Linked DNA regions of Homo sapiens: regions 2, 3, 4 and 5 are each linked to region 1. A link is an interaction called in ENCODE POLR2A ChIA-PET data of the cell type or tissue named here. Cell type or tissue: MCF 10A. All regions are shown on one strand. Each heading gives the region's core, and the rest is flanking DNA. Links, peaks and the distances in the headings are about the cores only.

The links. Peaks named below come from ENCODE experiments on the same cell type or tissue, not always from the same donor. Only the 100,000 strongest peaks of a DNase experiment are listed, where the experiment ranks them.
Region 2: POLR2A ChIA-PET joins it to region 1 with 10 read pairs; 18 of 35 experiments call an interaction of 5 or more read pairs at or near these places.
Region 3: POLR2A ChIA-PET joins it to region 1 with 11 read pairs; 26 of 35 experiments call an interaction of 5 or more read pairs at or near these places.
Region 4: POLR2A ChIA-PET joins it to region 1 with 36 read pairs; 17 of 35 experiments call an interaction of 5 or more read pairs at or near these places.
Region 5: POLR2A ChIA-PET joins it to region 1 with 15 read pairs; 19 of 35 experiments call an interaction of 5 or more read pairs at or near these places.

Annotation. Positions count from the first base shown.
Region 1 is chr20:47,490,997-47,495,539 of GRCh38, forward strand. It overlaps the pseudogene RNU6-563P. Among named protein-coding and RNA genes, the nearest start is that of NCOA3, 8.6 kb to the right of the region's middle. In MCF 10A, for the core only: no CTCF peak of the experiment used is centred there; DNase peaks (open chromatin) are centred at 2,305 and 2,625.
Region 2 is chr20:47,608,300-47,612,842 of GRCh38, forward strand. The region is part of intron 2 of NCOA3 (nuclear receptor coactivator 3); the gene reads left to right. Among named protein-coding and RNA genes, the nearest start is that of NCOA3, 110 kb to the left of the region's middle. In MCF 10A, for the core only: no CTCF peak of the experiment used is centred there; a DNase peak (open chromatin) is centred at 2,362.
Region 3 is chr20:47,543,028-47,547,570 of GRCh38, forward strand. The region is part of intron 1 of NCOA3 (nuclear receptor coactivator 3); the gene reads left to right. Among named protein-coding and RNA genes, the nearest start is that of NCOA3, 43 kb to the left of the region's middle. In MCF 10A, for the core only: no CTCF peak of the experiment used is centred there; no DNase peak of the experiment used is centred there.
Region 4 is chr20:47,429,803-47,434,345 of GRCh38, forward strand. No RefSeq gene overlaps it. Among named protein-coding and RNA genes, the nearest start is that of LINC01754, 20 kb to the left of the region's middle. In MCF 10A, for the core only: no CTCF peak of the experiment used is centred there; DNase peaks (open chromatin) are centred at 2,509 and 2,879.
Region 5 is chr20:47,358,223-47,362,765 of GRCh38, forward strand. No RefSeq gene overlaps it. Among named protein-coding and RNA genes, the nearest start is that of ZMYND8, 3.8 kb to the left of the region's middle. RefSeq lists enhancers at 123-730, 731-1,338, 903-1,197, 2,543-2,692, 2,563-2,857 and 1 more and cis regulatory regions at 584-797, 2,300-2,955. In MCF 10A, for the core only: no CTCF peak of the experiment used is centred there; DNase peaks (open chromatin) are centred at 739, 1,019, 2,149, 2,679 and 1 weaker place.

The DNA of each region.
Region 1 (4,543 bases), core at 293-4,292:
TACCCTTAAGAGGAATTGGGATCTCAGATCTATATACCAAGCCTGGCCCATATGTTTGAGGTCATGAAAAAGAATGTGGGGGCCAAAAATTCATCCTCCTAGCTCAGTGTCTTCAAGCCTTTGGCTGAATCGCAGAACAGCAACAAACATATTTCACATTGTGATTCAGTATTGACACTTGTATTTCTTTCTCTTTTTTTGAGATGGAGTTTCACTCTTGTTGCCCAGGCTGGAGTGCAATGGTGCGATCTCAGCTCACTGCAACATCTGCCTCCTGGGTTTAAGCAATTTTCCTGCCTTAGCCTCCAGAGTGGCTGGGATTACAGGTGCACGCCGCCATGCCCGGCTAATTTTTGTAGGTTTTTTTTTTTTTTTTAAGATGGCCGGCTAATTTTTGTATTTTTTTAGTAAAGATGGGGTTTCATCATATTGGTCAGGCTGGTCTCGAACTCCTGGCCTCAGGTGATCCGCCCACCTTGGCCTCCCAAAGTGCTGGGATTACAGGCGTGAGCCACCACGTCTGGCCTATATATATACATATTTGTAACACAAAAAAAGGCCTATTATACATACTGCTTTACCTTTTTTTTTTAACTTAAAAGTGTCTGAACCCCATTCTCTGTGATGTGCTTATTTCACATTGCAAAACTGTAACAAAACATCCTATGTACTCCATTGATATATACACCTACAATGTATCCACAACTTTTTTTAAAAGTGAAGTATCTGGGAGATCTTTTTTAACTGCTGAGTGTTAAACAGCTTCATAATGTTTCATTGACTACATGATATTCCAACATATATAGTTTGGCTGACTCTTGGTATCCCATCATATAAAGGTTGGCTGACTCCAGCCCTGGAGTAAAACACTTCCTTTTTTAAAAAATGAATTTGGGGACCAGGTGTGGTGGCTCATGCCTGTGATCTCAGCACCTAGGGAGGCTGAGGCGGGCAGATCACCTGAGATCAGGAGTTCAAGACCAGCCTAGATAACATGGTGGAACCCCGTCTCTACTAAAAATACAAAAATTAGCCGGACATGGTGGTGGGTGCCTGTAATTCCAGCTGCTTAGGAGGCTGAGGCAGGAGAATTGCTTGAACCTGGGAGACAGAGGTTGCAGTGAGCCAAGACCATGCCATGGCACGCCACCCTGCGCGACAAGAGCAAAACTGTCAAAAAAAAAAAAAAAAAGAAAATGAGTTTTAAAGTGATGGCAGTAAGCTTATTTGAGAGGATAAACCCTCTTCCAGTGATTTAGTACTTACAGAGTAGGAACATGGAAGGAGTAGAGATGTTGGGGCATGCAAACAGTTCTATGCCAGGGGTGAATGTATAAGGTAAGTTAAGATTCTAGCTTTAAAAACATAAAAGTTAAAACCCTGTGGCTATTATCAATCAATTACATGGCAAACCTGTTAAGGATGTTACTGTACAAGATTTTGCATGGACATATGTTTTCAATTCACTTGGGTATATACTTAGGGGTATAATTGATGGGTCATATGGCAATTCTTTGTTTAACACTTTGGAGAACTGCCCACCAATTTTGCGAAATGGAGTACCATTTTACAGTCCCACCAACAGTGTACAAATGGTTCAATTTCTCTACATTGTGGTTAACACTTAAAAAACAAAACAAAACAAAACAAAAAACTGGGGTCAGGCACGGTGGCTCACGCCTGTAATCCCAGCACTTTGGGAGGCTGAGGCAGGCGGATAACCTGAGGTCAGGATTTCAAGACCAGCCTGGCCAACACGGCGAAATCCCATCTCCATTAAAAATACAAAAAATTAGCTGGGCCTGGTGGTGGGCACCTGTAATCCCAGCTACTTGGGAGGCTGAGGCAGGAGAATGGCTCGAACCCGGGAGGCAGAGGTTGCAGTGAGCCGAGATTGTGCCATTGCACTCCAGCCTGGGCAACAAGAGCGAAACTCTGTCTCAAAAACAAACAAACAAACAAACAAAAACCAAAAAAAACCCCAAAACTGGAATGCTTCACAGAATTTGCATGTCATCCTTGTGCAGGGACCACACTAATCTTCTCTGTATTGTTTCAGTTTTAGTGTATGTGCTGCCAACATGAGCATAGTCCTTATTTTTATTTTAGCCCTCTTACAGTGGGTACTTTTAAAGCATTTGATAGCAAATGATTTTTTCTTCCAAGGCAAATATGTTTAATATGTAAGTCTAGAAAGGAAAAGCAAAACAAAAATGAGCTGGGCTTCAAATTCTTCCAGCTGTGGAGTCATTTGCAGGTTGTGGAGCAGGACAAGTCTGTTGCAGCCAGGCCAGGTGCCAATTCCAACAGGCGCATGTGTCATCTCTGGCACAAAAATCACAGGTCACCAAACCCTGATTTGAGTTTAAAGGAAGAGGCATGAATAAGGCAACTCTGGGTTGTAAAGCTCAGGCTGCTCTTTATCTCCAAAAATTTGTCTTAAATATGATTCTTCTCAGGGGTGTTTTTCCCCTCTTTTAAGCAAAACAAGAAGTCAAGTACTTGTTTACCCTAAATTGCATTTTTTGATCTCTCTCTTCTGCTCTCTCTTTCCCCCTCAGTTGTGTGTCCTTCCCAGGGAGAAAAGTGGTTCAGAGTACAGCCTGGGGGTGGAGCTTGGGGCTGTGCCAGCTCATTTTCAGATTAGGTATTTCGTAACAGAGTTTTAGGCATGTGCAGGGTTTAGGCTTCTACCCAAGGAATCTATTTTCACTTGCAGGGAAATTTCACACTGTAATTACTATCATGAAGCAAAATATGGTGTGGGGTGAGGGAGGAGAACATTGTTACTAACCCTTGGATATTAACCCCTACGAAGCAAGTTTGGAACTGCCATACATTATCATTATTAACATTTGAGTGCTCTGTGCTTGACACTGTGTTTAGAGCTTTCACTATGCTGTTCTATTTAATCCTGATAATACCCTATGACATAAGCATTATTGTTGTTGCTATTATTATCATTATCAGTGTTCTCACTTTAGGAAATGGAGGCACAGAAAGTTCAAATAACCAGCCACTATCACACAGCTTTGTAAGTAGCAGAACCAGCTTAGCAGGTTAGGCAGTGAGTGTCAAAGCCCACATTTTCTTTTTTCTCTTTTTGGACTCCAGGGTGGAGTGTAATCACCTTGACTTCCCTGGCTCTAGTGAGCCTCCTGCCTCAGCCTCCCAGTAGCTGGGACTAAAGGTGCATGCCATCATACTTGGCTAATTTATGTATGTTTGTATGTATTTGTTTATTTTTGAGACCGTGAGCCCCACGATCTTGGCTCACTGCAGCCTTAACCTCCTTGGCTCAGGTGATCCTCCCACCTCAGCTTCTTGAGTAGCTGGGAGGCTACAGGCGCATGCCACCACACTTGGCTAATTTTTTTTTTTTTTTGGTATAGGCAGGGTTTTGCCATGTTGCCCAGGCTGGTCTCAAACTCCTGAGATCAAGTCATCTGCCCACCTGGCCCTCCCAAAGTGCTGGGATTACAGGCAGAGCCACTGCGCCTGGCCATAATTTTTCTAATTTTGTAGAGACAGGGGTCTCACCTTGTTGCCCAGGCTGGTCTTGAACTCCTGGAAAGTCCACACTCTTAACCATTAGGGTATCTGGCTATATCTCACACAATGAAAGAGGGAAGAATGTGGGAGATAGCAGTAGGGACAGAAACTGAGGCACGAAAATGACTTGAGCCCAAAAGGTCCAGGCTGCAGTGAGCCGTGAGCATGCCACTGCACTACAGCCTGGGTAGCAGAGTGAAACCCTGTCTCAAAAAAAAAAAAAAAAAAAAAAAATCAGTCGGGCACGGTGTCTCACTTTTGTAATCCCGGCACTTTCAGAGGCTGAGGCGGGCGGATTTTAAGACCAGCCTGGCCAACATGGTGAAACCCCATTTCTACTAAAAACAAAATTTGCCTGGCGTGGTGGTGCACGCCTGTAATCCCAACTACTCAGGAGGCTGAGGCAAGAGAATCGCTTGAACCCAGGAGGCAGAGGTTGCAGTGAGCCGAGATTGTGCCATTACACTCCAGCCTGGGTGACAGAGTGAGATTCCATCTCAAAAAATAAAAACAAAGGCCGGGCAAGGTGGCTCATGTCTGTAATCCCAGCACTTTGGGAGGCCGAGGCGGGTGGATCACAAGGTCAGGAGTTCAAGACCAGCATGGCCAACATAGTGAAACCCTGTCTCTACTAAAAATACAAAAAATTAGCTGGGCCTGGTGGCAGGTGCCTGTAATCCCAACTACTCGGGAGGCTGAGGCAGGAGAATCGCTTAAATCTGGGGGGCAGAGGTTGCAGTGAGCAGAGATCGCGCCACTGCACCCCAGCCTAGATGACAGTGTGAGACTTCACCTGAAAACAAACAAACAAAAAAACCCCAAACAAACCTGTGTACCCTAAACCTAAACGTACTAATTGATCACATTTTGCCATATTTGCTCATCTGTACTCTCTCTCCCTGTGTGTGTGCATTTTTTCTCCCTAAATCATTTGAGAGCAAGTTGCAAGCAGGCTAGTTACCATTGTTACCGGTCTGGAGTTCCTTTCATA
Region 2 (4,543 bases), core at 139-4,138, 120 kb after region 1:
GAGCAAAACTCCATCTCAAAAAACAAAACAAAACAAATAAACCAAAAAAGTGAATGAGTCCGGCTTGGTGGCTCATGCCTGTAATTCCAACACTTTGTGAGGCCGAGGTGGGAGAATTGCTTGAGCCTAGGAGTTGGAGACCAGCCTGGGAAACATAGCAAGACCTGGTCTGTACTAAAAATTAAAAAAATCAGCTGGGCATGGTGGCACATGCGTGTGGTTCCAGCTACTCGGGAGGCTGAGGTGGGAGGATCACTTCAGACCAGCAGATCGAGGCTACAGTGAGCCGTGATCACACCATTGCACTCCAGCCTGGGTGACAGAGCTGAGACCCTGTCTCCAAAAAAAAAAAAAAAAAAAAGGTGAATGTTTCTTAAGTTTTAATTTCTAATATGGTGAATACTGACATAACCCACATAGCAGAAGTTATTACAGGTTTCCAGTTTTTAAGAGGTAAAGGAATCCTGAGATCAAAAGGCTTGAAATCTAGTGAATTTGGTTGGAACTCTAGAAGCATTTGACTTAAACCTTTCACCTTGTTGTATTTGGTATCTTGTAGCACACCCAGTTCCTGCTACAGCTGCCTCTATTCTGTGCTGCTTAAATACGGAGGAGGTCTGAGCTAACCAATCTGAAGTTTGGCCAATTTCAGGGGCATTTAGTTGTTAACCTGAATCTACTTCTTTTATTAGTAAGAAACATATCTACTATAGAGATTTAGGACTTTGAACAGCTGTATAACATTATAGGATATGTCTGGTACTCAGTTGTTTCTGTTTCTGAATCACAAATCGGCCATTAATTTTAAATAAAGACGTTTTGTAGCATATAATACAATTTCTGATGATCTACTTACTAGTTTGTTAATTCCTCACACCGAGTCATCAGCTCCTTGAAGGCAAAAAAATTCCTGTTTTGATCAACAATTCATCTACCCCAAGCACTTAGCATAGGGGATACTATTTCCTTTTTCTATGTGGATGACACCCGATATGTTGAACAGTGACCACTCTTAAGATACTTGGTGAAGTAGGTTTTGGTTTTAACCAGTTTAGGTGTATGGATGATTTTACAGAAGTTCGTAATAAAATTTTCTTGCCTCAGATATTCTCTAATAATAATGAGGTGCCCCCAGCTTCATTTACTAGACATGGATAGGCAGGTTTTGTGAAGTACAGAAAAAAAGTTCTTTAAAGTTATGGATCATGTCACGAGGTCAGGAGTTTGAGACCATCCTGGCCAACATGGTGAAACCCCATCTCTACTAAAATACAAAAAAATTAGCTGGTTGTGGTGGTGCACACCTGTAGTCCCAGCTACTCAGGAGGCCGAGGCAGGGGAATTCCTTGAACTCGGGAGGCAGAGATTGTGGTGAGCCGAGATTGCACCACTGCACTCCAGCCCGGGTGACAGGGCGAGACTCCGTCTCAAAAAAAAAAAAAAAGTTATGGATCATGAAACTAACATTTGAATAGCAACAAAGAAAAAACCAAGCTATGTTGTATTTTATTTTTTATTTTTATTTTTTAATGTTGTATTTTAAATTGAATGATGTACTTCTCCTCCTCTTTGCAGTATTTTATATTTTTGCTTACTGCACATTTCTTCCCTGAAGCAATCTTGACCTAATGGTATAAATGTTTAGCTCCACATAAGACGGTAGCTATTTTTTGGAGAGGAATGGAGAGGGTCAAGGGTTTTATTGAGTTTTCAGTTCTGATACCTTTTAACCTTTTTACCAGTGCTACCCCACCCTCCAGAAAGCAAATAATGTTGAAAGCTTTTTTTATTTTTTAACTTTTTGATATATATTTTCTTATTCATTATTTGTATTGTTGTCATCAGATGAATAATGGCTTTAGAGATTTATTTGAAAAGACAAATTCTATTATCAGACACATAACTTCTAGGGATATGGAAACTATTATTATTGTTACTGTTTTGAGACGGGATCTTGCTCTGTCCCCCAGGCCAGAGTGCGGTGATCATGGTTCACTGCAGACTTGACCTCCTGGGCTCAAGTGATCCTCTTACCTGAGCTTCCTAAATAGCTGGGACCACAGGCACATGCTGCCATGCCCAGCTAATTTTTGTGTTTTTTGCAGAGACAGAATCTCACTATGTTGCCCAGGCTGGTCTCAAACTGCTGGGCTCAAGCAATCCTCTTGCCCCAGCCTCCCAAAGCGTTGGGATTACAGGTGTGAGCTACTGAAACTGGCCCGGAAACATTTTTAAAAAAGGATTCTTTTGAATTTAAAGTTATTTAATGATTACTGAAGAGTAATAAGCTGTGAGGTCAGGAAAAAAAGGACTGAGCCACAGACTAAGCAGCAGTACAGATGATGACCTATTCAGGAAGTCTTGTGAGTCAGACTTGCCGTGTCGTGTTGCTAGAGTTACAGATCTGCTCCAACCTCTTTGCTTTATAAGAAGGACATCTCTCTGTTCTACCTTCAATATCTTTTCTTTGAAAAATCAACCCAAAAGTCTTTTATTAGCTTTACATTTATTTCTACAGTCTTAATTTTTGTAACATCAGTGTTGCAGGTGAACAAACTCATTGTAGCCTCTATTTTTGATATTGCTGGACAGGGCTAACTTTAGTACTATAGTGGGAAGTTTGTTATTTTGTTTTTTACTCTACAGGCACTCTGGTTTAGGAATATTTATCTGTCTTGCATTTGACCATGGTTACCATTCCCCCTCTTCATTGTTTACTTAGTGTACCATGGTACACTTTATGTACCATCCTTGCTGCTCTCAGCTGTTTGGTTACCAGGTGGCTAATGTTGTCATCTCTTAAGCTTTAACATTTACTTCTCAATACTGTCTTTTCCTCTGTGAGGTAGATGGAAAGAATAGATTAGAAGAGAATGGGGCATATGCTGTGATCATCTCTCCTTTACATCTTTATTGCTTATTAATTTAATTTATATCAGATTTCATTTCTGCTCTGTGCACATACCCACTGTCCCTCCTCACCACTCTTCTTTATCCAGTTCTTTCTCACTTACCTTAGCATGGCTAAAACCCTTGGTTTTTATTTATCTCTTTCTTCCTCTGCTGTTTTTATTTTCATTATATGCCACAGGGACAAACTTAGGTATAAGTACTACTTTTGATGTAGAGATACTTATGTCTGTCAAAGGAAAATTAAACTACAAACCCCAGAGGTAAAAAATGGTACACAATACTGGGGTTTAAAAAATCTCCTCCTCGGCCGGGCTCATGCCTGTAATCCCAGGACTTTGGGAGGCTGGGGTAGGTTGGTCACCTGAGGTCAGGAGTTCGAGACCAGCCTGGCCAACATGGCGAAACCCCGACTCTACTAATAATACAGAAATGAGGTGGGTATGGTGGCAGCTGCCTGTAATCCCGGCTACTTGGGAGGCTGAGGCAGGAGAATCGCTTGAATCTGGGAGGCGGAAGTTTTAGTAAGCCGAGATTGCGCCACTGCACTCCAGCCTGGGTGACAGAGCGAGACTCCATCTCAAAAACAAAACAAAACAAAATAAAAAAGCCCCACTCCTTCTGCCCCTCCAGACCAGGGTCTCACTCCCTTCACCCAGGCTGGAGTGCAGTGGCGCGAACCTTAGCTCACTGTAACCTCTGCCTCCTGGGCTCAGGTGATACCCCCACCTCAGCCTCCCGAGTAGCTGCGACTACAGGTGTGCGTCACCACGCTTGGCTAAGTGTTTTGTATTTTTTGTAGAGACGGCGTTTTGCCACTTTGCCCAGGCTGGTCTTGAAGTCCCGGGTTCAAGCTGTCCTCTCATCTTGGCCTCCCAAAGTGTTGAGATTACAAGTGTGAGCCACCACACCCAGCCAAATTATTTCTTTTTACCTCTGTAAAAGGAGAACCTTCTCTGTATTTTAAGAAGATGTGGAGTTGGTCAAAAGTACAGCTGATGGGAAAGCAAAGGAGAACTGGAGTTTGAAAAGAGAAGAGGAATGGTGGTAGTTAAAAAAAAAATTTGTAAAAAATAGAGTTACATACAAGTTTACACAATGGTTTAGAGCTTACAAGGTAGGAAGCAGAGACAGAAATAGTGTAATATGTAAAATGTTATAGTAAAAATATGGAAAATGCTTAGGATAAAGAAGGGAAAACTTTTGTCTAATTGGGAGAGTCGGGGATGGTTTTACCAGAGGTGACAAATTAATCTTGAAGGGCAGGAATATTCTAGATGGAAAAGCGATGTGGGAAAGATTAAAAAAAAATTAGTGACTTAAGGTTAAAAATAAAGGAAATGTTTCAGTTACCTTTATTAAAAACTTTTAGTATAAAGATCATTTTGGGGTTGCTGGTGGTGATTGATGAGGAAGAAGTATGACTGGTAACAGGTTGTTTAAACTGAAGCCAAATTCAGGTTTATGAAGCTCAGACTTAAGTCTGTTCTTATATATGAGATAGATTCAGTGTATTAAATTGTAGAAGTCAATGTAACCTTTAAAACAAAAGAGTTACCCGGCTAGTTAGTATGCTGTCAGGAGAGGGTAACTTGATTTGGATATGGATGGAATTGGCTCCCTTAACTCCCTC
Region 3 (4,543 bases), core at 192-4,191, 52 kb after region 1:
TAGGACTCTGGGAGTAGCCTAGCTGGGGAGTTGTGGTTTTAGTACTCTTAATGGGTTGCAGTCATCTGAAGGTTTAACAAAGGCTGGAGGATTTGCTTCCGAGGTGGCTTACTCAGTGACCATTGGTGGGAGGTCTCAGTTTCTGCCTGAGTGTCCTAAAGCTACTGCCAGAGCTAGTGATCAGAGAGAAGGAGAAAAGGAGGAGGGAATTTGAAATGCCTTTGTGACCTCAGAAGTGACAGCTTGTCACTTTTCTTTTGGTCACATAGACCAACTTTGATACAGTATGGGAGGGGACTGCTTAAGTTCATGAATACCTAGAGATGGGTGTCACTGGGGATGTCATCTTGGTGCTGGCTACTACAGTGAGACTACTTCCCAGGGAGTGTGGTTTATCAGAAGACACATGACGTCTGTTTTTCTTTGAGTTGTTAATATTAGCAGATACTATAAAGAAAAACTTTTTCTTTCTTTCTTCTTCTTCTTTTTTTTTTTTCCTTTGGAGAGAGTCTTGCTCTGTTGCCCAGGCTGGAGTGCAATGGTGGGATCTCGGCTCACCGCAACCTCCACCTCCTGGGTTCAAGTGATTCTCCTGCCTCAGCCTCCCGAGTAGCTGGGACTACTGGTGCGCACCACCACGCCTGGCTCAGTTTTGTGCTTTTAGTGTAGACGGGGTTTCACCATGTTGGCCAGGCTGGTCTCGAATTCCTGACCTCAGGTGATCCACCTGCCTTGTCCTCCCAGGGAGCTGGGATTACAGGCGTGAGCCACTGTGCCCAGCCAAGAAAAGCTTTTTCTAATCAAGTATTTGGTCACCTGGTGTGGGTACAGTTTACATAGGAAAGATGTGATATATGTTAGACTCTATTTACTAGTATTTAAAATAACAAGTTGGTTTACTAGTATTCTCCTGTGGTAAAAAACATTTTTTTTCTCAAAGTTTAAAAAAAAACTATTTTGAAATAATTTTAGACTTTTGGGAATGTTGCAAAAATAGTAGAGTTTTCCTGTGTACTCCACCCCGATTCCCCCAATTTAATAACTTGCATAGCCATGTTATAGTGATCAAAACTAAGGCTAACACTGGTATAATACTGTTAACTAAGTAGCAGATATTGTCAAATTTCCACTCTTGTGTTTTTTTCTGTTCCAGGATCCAATCCTATTCTTTATTAATCTCTCCCTTTTGTTTTTTTGGGGTTTATTTTGTTCAAGTTTTTTTTTTTCAGTTAGGTGTAGGATGGATGTTCATGATAATGTATCTTTATTTGTCTTTTATTTAATACTACTTTTTTTTTTTTTTTTTTTTTCCCTTAAACGCAGGGTCTCACTGTCACCCAGGCTGGAATGCAGTTGTGCTGACATGGTTCACTGCAGCCTCAACCTCCTGGGTTTAAGCGGTCCTTCTGTGTAGCTGGGACCACAGGCATGTGTCAGCATGCCTGACTAATTGTTGTGGGTATTTAAAAAAATTTATGAAGTTTGTATTTTGTTTTAGATGTTGCCTTTATATTAAAATCCTTATGTAATAGACTTAGTGCCCCCCCAATTTTTTGGTTATTTTCTGTTGGTTTCTTACTTTGAATACTATTGAAATTACCTAGTAACTTCTTTTTCTTCCCAAGCATTTGATTTAAAGTAATATCTTTTTCTTTCAGTTGATATCAGGTAATCAGCCAGTTTTTTTTCCAGTTTTTATCTCTTCATACTTCAGTTTATGGATAGTTGTGCTCTAGCTACAATGTTGGAACATATAGTCATTATGTAGTATAAAGTGTCACTTAGAACCCTCATTCAGGTTTTTACAGATAAATATATATTTAATGCCCACTACCATTTTTATGTTGATATGGACTTTCCAGTTATTTGGGTCATCTGGAATTCATTTTCTCTAATAAATTCCTCAGGAAGAGCTTATGGGAACAGTATTCCTTGTGTTCCCCTATGTTTGAGAAGTTTGTCTGCAGCTTTAATAGTTAAAAGCTGGCTTGGTGATGATAAAATTCTGTTCCACAGTATCTGAAATATGTCATTCCACTGTCTTCTGGCACAGAGCATAGCTGTTACAGTATGATGATGTCGACCTGTTTTTCTTTGAGCAATGTAGCTTTTTTTTTTTTTTTGTAATTGTTTAGATATCCATAGGATTTTTTTTTTTTTTTTTTTTGAGAAAGAGTCTCACTTTGTTGCCCAGGCTAGAGTGCAGTGACAGGATCTCGGCTCACTGCAACCTCTGTCTTCCGGGTTCAAGGGATTCTCCTGCCTCAGCCTCCCTAGTAGCTGGAACTACAGGCATGTACTACCACGCCCAGCTAATTTTTGTATTTTTAGTAGAGATAGGGTTTTGCCATGTTGTCTAGGCTGATCTCGAATTCCTGACCTCAGGTGATCCACCTGCTTTGGCCTCCCAAAGTGCTGGGATTACTGGCGTGAGCCACTGCGCCTGGCCTTTGTAATCTTATTGGTGTTGGTTGGTCTGACACATTTTTCCTTGGGCATTCAGTGAGTCTTTTCAATATGTATTAATAGTTTCAAGCTTCCTTCCCCTCTTCTTTTTTTGTCTCTGTTTTTCTCAATATCATGAAGGTTTTCTTAGTGCTGTTTTTTTTTTATTTGCTTTTTGTTTTTTTTGTCTTACTGCCTTGGTTTTCTTCTTTGGGATTCCTACTATACATATATTGGATCATCTTTGTGATATATATATGGAGACACGGTCTCGGTCTGTCGCCTAGGCTGAAGTGCAGTGGTGTGATCATGGCTCATTGCAACCTCCACCTCCTGGGCTCAAGCGATCCTCCTGCCTCAGCATCCTGAATAGCTAGGACTATAGGGGCATGCCATCATGCCTGGTTAATTTTTGTATTTTTTATAGTGATGGGGTTTTGCCATGTTGCCCAGGCTGGTCTAGAACTCCTGAGCTCAAGTGATCCTCCCACCTCAACCTTCCAAAGTGTTGGGATTACAGGCATGAGCCACTGTGCCAGGCCTGTATATTGTTTATGTGAGATAAACCTCTCTTTTGTTTCCTCACTTGTATATCCAACTGTCCTCTGAACCTTTTCATTTAGATTTCTAATGGACAACTGAAACTCAACATGTCCCAAACCAATCTCATCATTTTCCCTGTAAGATCTTCACTAAAGCCTTTTCTTTCTCATTGTTGGTAATTCATTCTTGCTGTTGCTTAGGCTTAAAAACCTTGACTACTCTTTTATCTCCTTGCTATTTTTAAGATATATGTAGTGTCTGGCCACATCTCAGTAATTCCATTGAACCAACATTTTCTGTGAGTTATTGTAATAACATCCTAATAAGTCTTCCTGCATTTTACTCTTGTTTCCTTGTATCCTGTTAGTAACGTAACAGCTGGAGGGATCTTTTACAATCCTAAACCGGTTTGTCATTCCTCTCTTCTAGACTATGTAGAGGTTTCTTATTTCACCCGGAGTAGAAATGAAAGTTCTTACTTTGTTTCAATGAGACTCTGTGACTTGCCTCTGTTTTTTTTTTTTTTTTTTTTTAAGACCGAATTTCCCTCTTGTTGCCTAGGCTGAAGTGCAGTGGCGCAGTCTTGGCTCACTGCAACCTCCGCCTCCCGCATTCAAGTGATTCTTCTGCCTCAGCCTCTCGAGTTGCTGGGATTACAGGCATGTGCTACCACGCCCAGCTAATTTTGTATTTTTAGTAGAGATGGGGTTTCTCCATGTTGGTCAGGCTGGTCTTGAACTCCCTAACTCAGGTGATCTTCCCGCCCTGGCCTCCCAAAGTGCTGAGGTTACAGGCATGAGCCACCGCTACCGGCCTGCCTCTGTTACATCTCTGATCTCACCTATCATTCCTGTCTTCCTTGTTCATTCTTGATCCAGTACCGTTCTTCATCCAGTGCAGGCACATTCTTGCCTTTGGGTATGCCCTTTCTTGGAATGTTTCTGTCATATGTCTGATTAAGTTCCTCATCTCTTTAAAGTCTCAATTCTTACACTCTTAATGAGGCCCACCCTTACCACCCTATTTAATACCGGAACCTCTGACCTTATAGCACTAATGCTCTAATATATTAATACTTTACTTATTTATTGTGTTTAATTATAAAGCATATGCTCCACAAGAACAAGAATCCTAGTCCCCATTGCTCACTGACATATCTCAAACACTTAGGTAGGTGTCTGGCATATGGTAGATGTTCATCATTCATTTGTCGAGTGAATAAACACACTCTGTATTTCCTTGAAAGGGTGACGTCCTAAAGCCCTTCTCTTACCCCATCTGTGGCGTTAAGATGTTTTTCTGGGTCACAGCATATCGTTTCTCTTTAAACCCTGTGGTGGGAGTACTTTAGGAAAGTTCCTAGTTTTTGTTGATTTTATTTTATTTTTATATTATTATTATTATTATTATTATTTTAGACGGAGTCTCGCTCTGCCACCCAGGCTAGAGTGCAGTGGTGCGATCTCGGCTTACTGCAAGCTCCACCTCCCGGGTTCACACCATTCTCCTGCCTCAGCCTCCTGAGTAGCTGGGACTACAGGCGCCCATCACCATG
Region 4 (4,543 bases), core at 390-4,389, 61 kb before region 1:
GTCTTGCTATGTTGTCCAGGCTGGTCTCAAACTCTTGGGCTCAAGCGAACCTCCCATCTTGGTCTCCCAAAATGCCGGAATTACAGGTGTGAACCACTGTGCCTGGCCAGAAAACTTTTTTGTGTATTTGTTTTTTGTAGAGATGGCAGTCTCACTATAGCCCAGGCTAGTCTGGAACTCCTGGGCTCAAGAAATCCTCCCACCTCTGCATTTTTTGTTTTTGTTTTTTGATAAAAGTATGGATGTGAGATAATGGGCCCATACAAGTATGTGGCTGGGACAAGGTCATTTCTCGGTATGATGGTCCATTTCTAACATCATGGGACAGTTATGGAGGTTAGAATGCTGTGGTCTGGTGTGAGAACTCTTGCTATGCCAATAATAATAATAAACATTAGGCTGGGTGAGGTGGCTCACGCCTGTAATCCCAGGACTTTAGAAGGCCGAGACCAGAGGATTGCTTGAGCCCAGGAGTTCAAGACCATCCCGGGCAACATAGCGAGACGCTGTCCTGTTAATAAATAAAAATAAAGGCTGGGCGCGGTGGCTCACGCCTGTAATCCCAGCACTTTGGGAGGCCAAGGTGAGCAAATCACGAGGTCAAGAGATCGAGACCATTCTGGCCAACATGGTGAAACCCTGTCTCTACTAAAAATACAAAAATTAGCCGGGCGTGATGGCAGGTGCCTGTAGTCCCAGCTGCTCAGGAGGCTGAGGCAGGAGAATCGCTTGAACCCGGGAGGCGGAGGTTGCAGTGAGCTGAGATCGCGCCACTGCACTCCAGCTTGGCGACAGAGCGAGAGTCCGTCTCAAAAAAAAAAATCAATAAAAATATAAAAGAATAATAAACATTAATCGAGCTATTGCTATATACCAAACACTACATACTTATATATATATTTATGTATTATTAAATATATACTATATTAATATATAATACATATAATGTATTTTATAATTAATAGTTAATAGTAACATAATATTAATATTATATTACTGTATGTATATATACTGTATAGGTGTATGTATACTGCATTGTACTTTACTATATTTACTGTTATATATATACATACATATTTATAACATATAAAATAACATTATATATCAAGTTATCAATAGGCAGATATTGTTATTTCACCCACTTACTGGTGAGAAATCTGAGTCACAGAGAAGCTAAGTAACTTACTCAAAGTCACACAGCTAGTAAATGGCAGAGCCACTCCAGCCTGCATGACCGCTCTTCATTTTCAGAAGGTGCGGCTCTAACTCAGAGCACATTTATTCAACTGAATGCATTTATGAGGAAGATCTTGAAAGCCTGTCTCCCTCTCTCCCTCCCAACACATCAAAAAATAATGGAATGTAAAACAATTGGCTGGTCTTCATCTTAAACTGGTCGGCTTAAGCTGGTCAGTGTCAACCAGGTTCAAGTTATGGAACTGTGTGTAAATGTTGAAAATGTATCATTGTATCTTTTTTTTTTTTTTTTAAGAGACAGGGTCTCCATATGCTACTATGACTAGCAGCATAGTCATAGCTCACTGTAACCTTGAACTCCTGGGCTCAGGTGATACTCCTTTCACCTCAGCCTGCTGAGTAACTGGGACTATAGACAGGCACCACCACGCTTGGCTAATTTTTTAATTTTTTGTACATATTGGAGTCTCACTATGTTGCCCAGGCTGGTTTCTTTCTTTTTTTTTTTTTTCTCCTGAGATGGAGTCTTGCTCTGTCACCCAGGCTGGAGTGCAGTGGCGCTATCTCAGCTCATTGCAAGCTCCACCTCCTGGGTTCACACCATTCTCCTGCCTCAGCCTCCCAAGTAGCTGGGACTACAGGCACCTGCCACCACGCCTGGCTAATTTTTTGTTTATTTTTAGTAGAGACGGAGTTTCACCGTGTTAGCTAGGCTGGTCTCAATCTCCTGACCTCGTGATCCACCTGCCTTGGCCTCCCAAAGTGCTGGGATTCCAGGCATGAGCCATGGTGCCCAGCTTGCCCAGGCTGGTTTCAAACTCCTGCCCTCAGGTGATCCTCCCACTTCAGCCTCCCAAAGCATTGAGATTAGAGGGGTGAGCCACCATACCTAGCCCTGTGTATTGTATCTTAAAAGGAAAATGTAATTATGGATTTATGGTATATTTTCTTTTTTTTTTGAGACGGAGTCTCACTCTGTCACCCAGGCTGGAGTGCAGTGGCGCAATCTTGGCTCACTGCAAGCTCCGCCTCCTGGGTTCACACCATTCTCCTGCCTCAGCCGCCTGAGCAGCTGGGACTACAGGTGCCCACCACCACGCCCAGCTAAGTTTTCTGTATTTTTAGTAGAGATGGGGTTTCACCATGTTAGACAGGATGGTCTCGATCTCCTGACCTCGTGATCTGCCCGCCTCAGCCTCCTAAAGTGCTGGGATTACAGGCGTGAGCCACCGCGTCCGGCCAATTTATGGTATATTTTCTTGCATTGAAACTGGAAACTCTTGCAACACATAAGTACATTATTCAACTTCCAGTTATTCAAGAAACACTCTAATTTTTTTAGCCATCATGTATTGCATAAAAACAGTGGGAGAGTTGATCAATTACTCACTGTTTATTTAAAGCTGTGGTTTAAACACTTTCTGTATAGTATCTCTTTATTGAAGGATTGTTGAGAGAGCTGGAATTACCTCTGTCACTCATCTTTGTGCTAAGAAACCCTGATGTGTGTTTTGTATTGGTTAGTTTTTGCTTCTCTACTGATGAACAGGATCTGATCAAGTTGAGCTTGCAGTAGAATAATTCACAGAAAAGTGCAGGGTGCGGTGAGTCACGCCTGTAATTCCAGCACTTTGGGAAGCCAAGGTGGGTGGATCACGTGAGGTCAGGAGCTCAAGACCAGCCTGGCCAATGTGGCGAAACCCCGTCTCTACTAATAGTACAAAAGTTAGCCGGGCATGGTGACGCGTGCCTGTTGTTCCAGCTACTCAGGAGATTGAGTCAGGAGAATTGTTGGAACCTAGAGACGGAGGCCGCAGTGAGCCGAAATCGCTCCACTGCACTCCAGCCTGCGCGACAGAGCAAGACTCTGTCTCAAAAAAGAAAAAAGAAAAAACAAAAAAGAATAATTCACAGAAAAGTTAAGAAAGGTTATCTATGGCCTCTTAATCTTCCTGATCTGAAACGGCAACTTGGGGTAAGGGAAGAATGTTGAGGAAGTGGAGCATAAAAAAAAAAAAAAAAGAGGAAGAAGAGAAAGAGAAGAGGGAGTGAGGGGGAGAGAGAGTGAGGAAGGAAGGGAAGAAGGGAGGGAGGGAGGAAAGAGAAAAGGAAAGAAAGAAGGAAGAAAAAAGGAAGGAAGAGAGAAAAAGAGAAAAGGTTGGTGTCATAAATAGTGTAAATATACTTAATAAGCAAGTGAAATCAAAGGCTGAGTAGTACGTCATACTGATGTCTAGTATTTTAAAATTTAGGCTGGGCACGGTGGCTCACACCTGTAATCCCAGCACTTCAGGAGGCAGCGGCGGATGGATCACCTGAGGTCAGGAGTTCGAAACCAGCCTGGCCAACACGGTGAAACCCTGTCTCTGCTAAAAATACAAAAATTAGCCAGGTGTGGTGGCGTGCACCTGTAATCCCAGCTACTCCGGAGGTTGAGGTAGGAGAATCGCTTGAACCCGGGAGGCGGAGGTTGCAGTGAGCCAACATTGTGCCATTGCACTCCAGCCTGGGAGACAAGAGTGAGACTCAGTCTCAAAACAGAAAAAAAATAAAAAACATTTTTAAAAAAAAGGAAAAAGGAGAAAAATTTGGACACAGAGACATGGACATACAAGGGGAGAAGGCAGGTGAAGATGTAGGCAGAGCATGGAGTAATGCATCTACAAGCCAGGGAAAAACAAAAATTGCTGGCAACCTCTAGAAGGTACAGGTGGCAAGGAAGGAATCTTCCCTAGAGGTTTAGAAGGGAGTCCAGCCCCGCTGACACCTTGATTTTGAGCTTCTAGTCTCTGGAACTGTGAAAGAACATGTTTTGGTTGTTTAAAGCTACTAAGTTTTTGGTAATTTGTCATTGCAGCCCTACGATACAAATATATTCACAATAAAATAAATGAAAATTAAAATTATACTGACATGCCATTTTTAACCCGCCACTTAGACAAAGATCAAAAAGCCTGATAACAGACTAAGTTAGAAAATGTGTTGGGAAATTGATTGCTTTTATTTGCTGCTGGTGGGAGTGAATGTAAACTGATATAATCTCTAGAAATTACTTGACAATTTCTATCAAAATTACAAATGCACATATCTTTTGACCCAGCAATTCTGCTTCTAGGATTTTCTGACATTGGAGAAAGTTGCATACGTGGACAATTGCACATGGACACGTTATGTATCACAGCACTCTCTGTAACCACAGACATTTGGAATGAACACTAACTGTTCATTGTCAAGCGATGTTTGAGTACACTGAAGAACATCTATACTTGGAGTCAGCAAACTTTTTACATAATGGGCCAGAGAGTAAGTACTCTAGGTTTGCAGACCCAGAGGGCTCTGGTGCAAT
Region 5 (4,543 bases), core at 252-4,251, 130 kb before region 1:
TTGTTCAGAGCTGCTTACAATTCTACCCACTTCAATTGCGTTAGGAGGTCTTTGCTGGTCTCCTCCCTAAAGCTGCCTTCGCAGTTGGTCTGTACCCAGAGATAGAAAAGGACCGTAAAATGTCCCCAGCTTTCTCGCTCTCTTTCCTTCTTCGGCATTTTAAATGACAAGGTGCTTAATTAACAGGATTTTTTAAAACAGCAACCTGGAACCACAGAAGCTAAATAAACACCATTCTTTAGAGGCTGGAGAAAGCGTCCAGAGTTAACGCAGCCATATGCCAGGAGGCATAACTCCGGAGCAATAAAGTCTCCCCTCTCCTCCTAAAATTAGGACTTGTGGGCTTTCTTGTCCCACACGGTTCCCACAAAGAAAACGAAGAGCTGATGGCTTGCTTTCCCTGCCCCCCCCCAACCCCCACATGGACAACAGATGCCCACTGCTTGTACATAAATTCTTCCTGGCCGGGAATCTCATATCAAACAGGCTCAGGAACGAGCTGGGAATCGAAACTCACTGTACGGCAGGGCAGGACCCAGGCTTTATAAAAACGGACAGGATGTTGCTGTTGTTACTGTTTTAGGCTGCTGAGGCCAAGCTGCAGGGAGGGACAGCTCCATGGCCACCCAACCTGACAAAGCTCCAGGGCTCAGGACAGCAGGCCTGGGCCTCACCAAAAGGGAGGGGCCTGCTCTTCCTGGAGGTAGAAAGCTGCATGGGGAGACTAAATGGGAGGAGGCGAGAGGTGGAGGCCACAGTGAAGCAGTGCGTGCTCACCCTCCTAGCTGTGTGGGCAGCGGCCCTCCACCGCCATCCCATATGGAATGCTGTTTGTTTCTGCGGGTGCTGCTTTGAGGGGAACAAACAGGACTGTGGGGTTGGTGGCAGATCTCCCATGCAGCTAAGTCCACGAACCAATGAGGAAATAAAATATGCCGCTGGTGTGCGTGGTGGATTTTAACCTGGGATTAAAGCTTGTTGCATAAGCAGCTACAGCATCCTCCCCGCCTCCCTCCCTCTCTCTGATCACTTGATCACTTGAAATGTTTTCTGGGGCAAAGAGCAGGAAGCTGCTGGCTTATTCTGGCAGCTCTGCTCTGTTTGAGGAATGCTGTTGGCATTCGGGTAGGTCTGAGGTTATCTGGAAAACAGCAATTCGGCTGGGGACAGACACAAAAGTATGGTGGCAGATGGAATCCTGGGAGGAACACAGATTGAAAAGAAAGCCTGGGGCAGGCCTACGAAGGGCTGGTCCTGGGCTTCATGGAATGTGGCTGATAAGCAGGAAATAAAACCAAATGTTGCAGGTCTCAATCTAGAAATCCATTCAGCAGCTCCTCTTAAAGCCCCACTGCAGTGAGTATCCCAGCAGTTACTTCTAAATTAGTGCTTTACATAGACTGATTCCTGAAGTAGGTGGCATTGTTAGAAACCTGGAACTAAGCCCAGAGAGGTGAAGTGAGCTGCCCAAGGTCACACAGCTGGGAAGTGCCAGAGATCAGATGTCCACCCCGTTAGCACTTCACATCCCTAAACTCTGTACCTTCTCCTGGCTCTAAAGAAAGAAGCAAAAGCAAAGCCGAACCAAGCACAGCAGAAACAATGAGGCTGAAACCTACGAACAGCAACTGCATAATCTGTGTTTTCTTTTAGGAGGTAGACCAGTTTTTTGCTTTTTTGTTTTTTGATACAGTGTCTCGCTCTGTCGCCCAGGCTTGAGTGCAGTGGCATCATCACAACTCAATGCTGCAACCTGAAGACCCACCCTTTTGAGGTGGGTTTTCAGTATTGAATGATGGCGCTGAAGGAAACTTTTAGATTAGACTCATTCAAATGCCCCTCATTACAGATTGAGGCCCAGAGGAAGCGACCCTCTCCCTCCCAACCTCCAGCAAGATGCAAGATGTCAAGGGGGAACACTTTGCCATCTCTAAAATTAGGCTTTTATATTCCCTGAAACCAGTGGTTCAACCATGGGGGGATTTGCCCTTCAGGGGGCATTTGGCAATGCTTGGAGACGTGTGGGTTGTCACAGTTAGGGAGGTTGTATTACCGGTATCCAGTGGGTAGAGGCCAAGGATGATGCAAAACATCCTATAAGTACACAAGACCAGCCCCGCCACAACAAGGAAGTATCTGATCCAAAATGTCCAAGGTTGGGAAACCCTGGCTTTAAGCCCTTTAAGGAAAGGGAAGAAAACAGTCCAATCATTCTGCCTCTGGCTAGAAAAGCCAGCACAGGCCTAAACAAGCAGGTTCTTTGGTGATATTAATAAGCAATGAGCTAATAAAAATAGATTAAAACGTGTCTCTCTTAATATTCCCAGGGTACAGAGAGGATTGGGGTACAGAATCAGGCTGTGGGGAGCCAGGCAGAGTGTCACAGTAACAACACTGGTCTCGAGGGAGAGGAAAGGCTGGCCCCAGCTCCCTTCCCCCAGCACCTTACGAGCTGAGGCCTGGCCTCCCTGAAATGGCTCGCCCGTTCCGCTGGCCTCCAGCCAGGCGAGCAGCAGCAGGAGCGGCCCCACAAGCTGCATCCCGAGATAGCCTGTTCGGCTGCCTACAAAAATAAGCACACTTGCAGTTATCGGCCTCCAGCTACAGCAGGCCTCTCTGACCGTTACGCGAAATGGACAGGATTGAGTCAGGGAAGTGTTTTAAATATCTTGTTTTGTTTTGTTCCTTTCTGGCCAATTAGAACCGAGGCCAACTTCGGGCACGGTGACAGAAGGGCTCACCTTCAGAGCCCGGAGCTGACTGTGTCATGTTACAGCCACAAAGAGGCAGATAGGAGCCTCCCTCCCTTGGAGAAGATGCCTACTAGGAGAGGGGTGTGGGGTTTTTTGGTTTTGTTTTGTTTTTTTACCTCTTTCTAGGAGGGACTGGCAGGATTAGGCAAACGGCGGGAGGGAAAACAAAAAGGGCTAGTGGAAAGGGCAGGGGGTGGATGGTCGCCCCTCATCAGGCAGATGGCCACAGCGCGGGTGGGGCGCCGAGCAAGGGATGCAGGAGCAGAAGGAAAATGAAAAGCAGGAAAACTCAGGCCCTACTCTTTTTTCTTCCTAGCAATTACTTTTATGGGCAGAAGACTATAGATTCGTTCGCTCTGTTTCTCCCTCCCACTGGACCGGTGGTTTTGCCCCCGCAAGGGGACATTTAGCAATGCCTAGGGACATTTTGGGTTGTCTCCATTTTGGGTTGTAAGATCTTTCAGGGAAGTGGGGAGTGCTACTGGCATCTAGTGCTGCTAAACATCCTACAACACATAGGACAAGACCCCCCAGCGGAGAATTAGCCAGCCTCAAATGTCAATAGTGCAGAGGCTGAGAAACTGTGCACCAGGCTGAGCACTTCACGAGGCAAGGAAGGACCTTGTCTGAATTCTTCACCATCATGCCCTCAAGAGTTGAACACAGCACTTGACATATATTAGAGCTCAGTAGAACACCATCTCCCATCCGGATGGTTGCAAGAATCTTACCTGAGCTCTCTGCTTCCGCCCTTGCAAACGCTTGTACACATGCACTCACACACACATACACACACTGTACCACCCAGGCTGCCAGTGATCCTTTTATTTTTTTTTCTCTCCCTTTTTTTTTTTTTTTTTTTGAGACAAAGTCTCACTCTGTCGCCCAGGCTAGAGTGCAGTGGCACAATCTCAGCTCACTGCAACCTCCGTATCCCAGGATCGTGCAATTCTCCTGCCTCAGCCTCCTGAGGAGCTGGGATTACAGGCACATGCCACCACACCCAGCTAATATTTTGTGTCTTTAGTAGAGACGGGGGTTTCACCATGTTGTCCAGGATGGTCTCGATCTCCTGACCTCGTGATCCGCCTGCCTTGGCCTCCCAAAGTGCTGGGATTACAGGCGTGAGCCACCATGCCCAGCCACTTATTTATTTTATTTTATTTTTTCTGAGACACAGTCTCACTCTGTCGCCCAGGCTGGAGTGCAGTGGCGCCATCTCAGCTCACTGCAACATCCGCCTCCTGGATTCAAGTGATTCTGCTGCCTCAGCCTCCCGAGTAGCTGGGATTACAGGTGCAAACCACCACGCCCGGCTAATTTTTTTTTTTTTTTTTGTATTTTTAGTAGAGACGGGGTTTCAAATTTCACCATGTTGGCCAGGCTGGTCAGGAACTCCTAAGCTCAAGCGATCCGCCTGCGTTGGCCTCCCAAAGTGTTGGGATTACAAGCGTGAACCACCGTTCCCGGCCAGCCAGTGATCCTTTCAAAACACAAGTCAGCTCCTGTCCTTCCTCTGCTCAAAATCCATCAATGACTCCTATTTCTCAGTAACAGCCCAAGTCCAGATAACGGCCCACCAGCCTCCCGGCTGGCACTGTGCCCTTCTGACCTCCGACCATCTCCCTCCACCCTCCTGTGGCTCACTCTGCTCCGGCCACTCCGATCATCCACCTGTTCTTTCCATTCTCTAACTTGTTCTCTCCTCCTTGGAGCCGTGGTACTTGATCTTCTACTCTGACCCTTCCTACAATCAATGGATCTGCCCACTTCCCCAAACCACCCAGCAG